Linked DNA regions of Homo sapiens: region 1 is linked to region 2. A link is a contact called in ENCODE Hi-C or POLR2A ChIA-PET data. All regions are on one chromosome and are shown on one strand. The core of a region is the stretch at or near the end of the contact, and the rest is flanking DNA. Distances in the headings are between cores, read along the strand shown. Region 1 overlaps FAM117B (family with sequence similarity 117 member B). Region 2 has its middle 26 kb from the start of FAM117B.

The links. Hi-C counts contacts between places; a loop is a spot of excess contacts on that map. ChIA-PET counts read pairs that join two places held with the same protein, here RNA polymerase II (POLR2A). Pooled maps may share reads with other maps.
Region 1: a loop to region 2 is called in a map with no recorded cell type, with 2.3 times the contacts of the local background. The contact joins two enhancer-like sites. A Hi-C loop is called at or near these places in 1 of 37 single-sample maps with no recorded cell type and 3 of 50 pooled maps. POLR2A ChIA-PET finds 5 or more read pairs at or near these places in 5 of 52 experiments (A673, CD8-positive, alpha-beta memory T cell, OCI-LY7 and 2 more).

The regions. Positions count from the first base shown.
Region 1 is chr2:202,749,281-202,751,980 of GRCh38, reverse strand. The region is part of intron 4 of FAM117B (family with sequence similarity 117 member B); the gene reads right to left. Among named protein-coding and RNA genes, the nearest start is that of FAM117B, 120 kb to the right of the region's middle. Within about 2 kb of position 1,265, at least 2 of the 41 ENCODE cell types and tissues checked have a DNase peak (open chromatin) inside an H3K27ac peak, as active enhancers do.
Region 2 is chr2:202,607,138-202,609,996 of GRCh38, reverse strand. No RefSeq gene overlaps it. Among named protein-coding and RNA genes, the nearest start is that of FAM117B, 26 kb to the left of the region's middle. RefSeq lists an enhancer at 52-291. Within about 2 kb of position 1,361, at least 3 of the 41 ENCODE cell types and tissues checked have a DNase peak (open chromatin) inside an H3K27ac peak, as active enhancers do.

The DNA of each region.
Region 1 (2,700 bases), core at 16-2,515, 140 kb before region 2:
TCTTCTTTCTGATCCCTTTTCCATTCTCAGCATCCACTACCAAAGGAAAGAAAATTTTAAGTTTGGGTGTTCTATAAGTGTTTTATAGAGAAAATTTATATAATTTTTAAAAATTCAACTTATATTTTTGAGCCACTCTCCATAGCTCAGATCTTTGGTGCACAGATATACAATTGTCAAAACCTATTTTTTTTTTTTTTTTTTTTTTTGAGATGGAGTCTCGGTCTGTCTCCTAGGCTGGAGTGCAGTGGTGCAATCTCAGCTCACTGCAACCACAGCCTCCCGGGTTCAAGTGATTCTTGTGCCTCAGCCTCCCGAGTAGCTGGGATTACAGGCACCCGCGACAACGCCCAGCTAAATTTTTGTATATTTAGTAGAGATGATGAGGTTTCGCAACGTTGGCCTGGCTGGTCTCAAATTCCTGACCTCAGGTGATCCACCACCTGGACCTCCCAAAGTGCTGGGATTACAGGCGTGAGCCACTGTGTCCAGCCTCAAAACTATTTTTTTGAGGAAGATCTTAGCCATATCCATAGATCTATTCTCTTAGTCTAGTTCATTTGATGTGAACACTTGTCCTGGTTAGACCCTTTCAGCTTTCATAAGCGGTGACAACTCTATATACAGTTTAGTGGGTGGCTAAAGCACAATCAATGTCATAAATCAAGTACTGGTCAGACAATAAAACTTTAAGTCACTAACACTCCATAGGTATAAAAACTCAAATTTCTGATGTAACCTGCAGTAGTCAGCTGAGCTATAAACTTCAAGTAACACAGAGTGATCTGTAAAGAATGATGCAATTTTTAGGTGAATTGTAAAATAATTTTGCAAATTTGCAAACAGAAAATTATGGGACTAAAGCTTATCTATATGTCTTCAAGGGTTTAGCCCTTATATTTTTTGATTTTCCCTTTCCTCAAATATAAACATAAATTCTATGTTTATAGAATAAATTCTATAATTTCTCTCTAGAAACCTACACACCTAATTTCTCAACATTTTCTGTTCTACCTACTGGAACAAAAGTTTCATATACGCCAGATATTTCACAAAAGCAGGAAGTGAAAAGAACATTCTTCCTTTGCCCCTTCATGTTTATTCAACCAAAAGCCAATGCATGCGTATAAAACAGACACACACACAGATTTATATTTCACCCAGAAAAAAAGACTATTTCCCCAAAATATCAGAAGCAAGCTACACCTGGGAACAGAGGTGGTATTTTTTTCTTTTGGATTATTTTTCTACAATTAACCTGAGGAGAGAAACTATGTCTTATTAATCTCTTTAGTGCCACTGCCAAGCACAGAGCCTAGAACATATAAGATGCTTGTTCAACAAGGCTGGTATATGGATGTGTGTGTCCCCCCAAAATCATATGTTGAAGCCCTAACTGCCAATGTGGCTGTATTTGGACATGGGGCATCTAAGGCAGTAGTTGAGTTTTGTTTTGTTGTTGTTGTTTGAGACAGGGTCTCACCTTGTTGCCCAGGCTGGAGTGCAGTGGCATGATCTTGGCTCACTACAACCTCTGCCTCCTGGCCTCAGGCGATCCTCCCACCTCAGCCTCCCGAGTAGCTGGGATTACAGGCACATGCCACCATGCCTGGCTAATTTTTGTACTTTTTTGGTAGAGACAGGGTTTTACCATGTTGCCCAGGCTGGCCTCAAACTCCTGGGCTCAAGCAATCAGACAGCCTCAGCCTCTCAAAGTGCTGACATTACAAACATGAGCCACTGTGCCCACTCAGCAGTAAAGTTTAAATTAGGTCATATGGGGGAGGCAGCCCCGGTCCAAGAGGACACCAGAGAGTCACCTCCCATTCCCATGCACACGAAGAGCTCATATAAGCACACAGCAAGAAGGGAGCTGTCTGCAACCCAAGGGGAGAACCCTCAACCAAATACCAACCCTGCTGGCACCTTGATCTTGCACTTAAGAGTCTCCAGAACTGGAAGATAAATTTCTGTTGTGTAAAGTCACGTAGTCTATGCATAATATTTTGTTATGGCTGCCTGAAGAGACTAATACACTCACCTTTAATTTTTTTTATTTCTACAGTTTTCAATAGACTTAAGAACATACTTAAACATAAGCCAGAGATATAGTGATCCAGAGAACTTGAATATGTCCATAAAAAGTCTGCCCTGAGAAACTATTTTTAACTTCATTGTTTACTCTTTTTTTATTTAAATAATTTTAAAAATATAATTAGAGATAGGGTCTCACTATGTTGCCCGGGCTGGTCTCAAACTCCTGGCCTCAAGTGATCCTCCCAGCCTTGACCTCCCAAAGTACAGGGATTACAAGCATGAGTCACTGTGCCTGGACTGCCATTGTTTTCTTTATTGCAAAAGTAAAAAAAATATTCAGTGAAGAAAGAAAATTAAATACATGTCAATCACCAGAGATAACAACTATTAATAATTTTATAAAAACTCTTCTATCTAGTCCTTTTTCTTCTATATACATATACACTTTTAACCAGAAACAGATCGTACCTAGTGTTCTGAACCCAGTGGTTTTTTTTTTTTAACATTATACCAGACCTGTAACCTATCTCTATGCTTTAAAACGTTTAACCAAATCATTTTTATAGTTGCATAATTTTTTTATGAGGGCATTACTTAAGAAATCAATGCTCTATTAAACAAATAGTTTTCAATTTTTCACTATTACAGAACCATACTGTCATG
Region 2 (2,859 bases), core at 112-2,611:
CAGAATGACTTAGGCAGCCAACATATGAAAAAACTTAACCACTTACCCCTCCCATGTAGTGAAAAGATACTTGACTCCTCCCATGTAGCGAAAACACAGGCCTGCCCAGACTTGGTATTTAGAAAACTAAAATAAGACTCTTTGTTTGACTCAGCTCCTAAGTAGTCATTACATATGGGGCACAAAGACCTCTTCTTGAAGATCTCTCTAGGAGAAAAGAGCTGCAGTGGACTAGTGGCTCCCTGACCTATGAATAAGGACAATCATCTATTATGTTACTGGTTTTTTGTGTTTTCTTTAAAGCACAGTCCTTTCAAAATCTCTACTAACTTGATTTTAAGTACGTACAGTTCTGAGGGAGAGTTGCAGCATAGATTACTTCTCAATATATGCATGGTCTAGTAATAGTGAGGATGAAAAGAGGAAACCAAAAGGGAAGTTAAATTCATGCACAATGTATAAGTTACTAATAAAATGGCAATCCCATACTCTCTTGTCCACAACCCAAGAGGGTCTACACTAACCAGAGTCTTGGTTTCCTTTCCTTTCCCTCCCTTCTGACATGATTTTCCTTCAAGGACTTCTGATTGGAAAATAACCTCAACCCAAACTTCCCCTTCTTATTCTGGCAATTAGAGTTACTATCCTGGTAGGACTTCAGGTTCTTAGAAATAGGATGATAATAATCATTTTATTGATAGTTAACATTTATTGAGCAATCACTATGTCTGAGGCACTGGGCTGCACACTTTACACACTATATACCACATTTGTACCTTATAGCAACTTCATACACAGTTACTATTATCCCCCTCTTTTTTTTTTGAGACAGAGTCTCACTCTGTTGCCAGGCTGGAGTGCAGTGGCACGATCTTGGCTCACTGCAACCTCCGCCTCCCGGGTTCAAGCAATTCTCCTGCCTCAGCCTCCTGAGTAACTGGGATTACAGGCGCATGCCACCACGCCCAGCTAATTTTTATATTTTTAGTAGAGATGGGGTTTCACTATGTTGGTCAGGCTGGTCTCAGACTCCTGACTTCGTGATCTGCCCACCTAGGCCTCCCAAAGTGCTGAAACTACAGGTGTGAGTGACCGCGTCCAGCCTATTATCCCCATTTTTATGGATAAGGAAAAGAAAGGATAGAATGGTAAGTGGATTGTCCAGGAGTGTATGGTAAATGCTAGAGGCAGGATGGAATCCCAGGGAGTCTGAGTCTAGAGGTCATACTCTCAACAACTGCACTAGGGTAGTTTTCTTTCCTTGCTCTTTGACTTCAGAGACGCAATCTAGTACGATGTTAAGTTTGGAGCCAGAGTGCCTGGATTCAAACTGCAGTTCCTCTTTTACAGCTGCATGATCTAGAGCAAGTTATCTAACTTCCCCTCATGGTTCTAAGTCATCCCACTGGGTGCCATGACTCTGATTAACTCCATCCAGGTTTGATCATTGCAATTAATTTCTAAATATTTCTGGAAATACTATGTATTATGTTAATATGTATTTGTTTTTATAGTACTTAATGTTTCTGAGCATTCTCTATTCTCACAGCAATTTTTCAGTCTTCAATCCCTGAGATCATGGTTTCTCTTCCTTTTCAACCTTTCCTTCATGCTAAGGTAAGTGCTTTGTAAATGTTGAGTGACTGATGGCATGAAACAGTCATTGCAAGAAAGGTCTGTTAGAGGCAAAGTAATGTGACACTGGGCCTTGCCTTACTTTAAGTCCAGGTAACAAATAACTATGCATTCTGCAGCTTTGCAGATCAGGGTAATCTTCAGAATAAGTCAAGCCTTTGCTTCTGACAGAGCATCCTTTCAATGGCAGCCAGAAAACTGATCTCTTGATTCTCCATCCCTGGGTGTGTAGGCATGTAGACAGAAGAAAGCAAGGGATAGGCTGCCATGACATGTCTATGAGACTTTGCCAAGACACTGCAAAGCCAGTAACCCCCACAATGAGGAGAGGAGTTAGGCTGCAATTAACTCCTTGTCATCTGCTATAGCAAAGTCAGCAACATGGCAGCTTTCCCCTTCCTTTACCGAGAGAACACATTCTTCCTTCCAGATATCTCCTTGGATCTCTGATCCTGAGGACATCCTATGACCCCCCTCCTAATTCCAAAAGAAGCAAAAGGCCGGGCGTGGTGACTCATGCCTGTAATCCCAACACTTTGGGAGGCTGAGGTGGGCAGATCACAAGGTCAGGAGTTTGAGACCAGCCTGGCCAATATGGTGAAACCCCGTCTCTACTAAAAATACAAAAATTAGCTGGGCATGGTGGTGGGTGCCTGTAATCCCAGCCACTTGGGAGGCTGAGGCAGGAGAATTACTTGAACCCAGGAGGCAGAGGTTGCAGTGAGCCAAGATTGTGCCACTGCATTCCAGCCTGGGCAACAGAGCAAGACTCCATCTTAAAAAAAAAAAGAAGCAAAAGAAAATCAGATCCCTTCTCTCACCACTCCTATTCAACATAGTGTTGGAAGTTCTGGCCAGGGCAATTAGGCAGGAGAAAGAAATAAAGGGTATTCAGTTAGGAAAAGAGGAAGTCAAATTGTCCCTGTTTACAGATGACATGATTGTATATCTAGAAAACCCCATTGTCTCAGCCCAAAATCTCCTTAAGCTGATAAGCAACTTCAGCAAAGTCTCAGGATACAAAATAAATGTACAAAAATCACAAGCATTCTTACACACCAATAACAGACAAACAGAGAGCCAAATCATGAGTGAACTCCCATTCACAATTGCTTCAAAGAGAATAAAATACCTAGGAATCCAACTTACAAGGGACATGAAGGACCTCTTCAAGGAGAACTACAAACCACTGCTCAAGGAAATAAAAGAGGATACAAACAAATG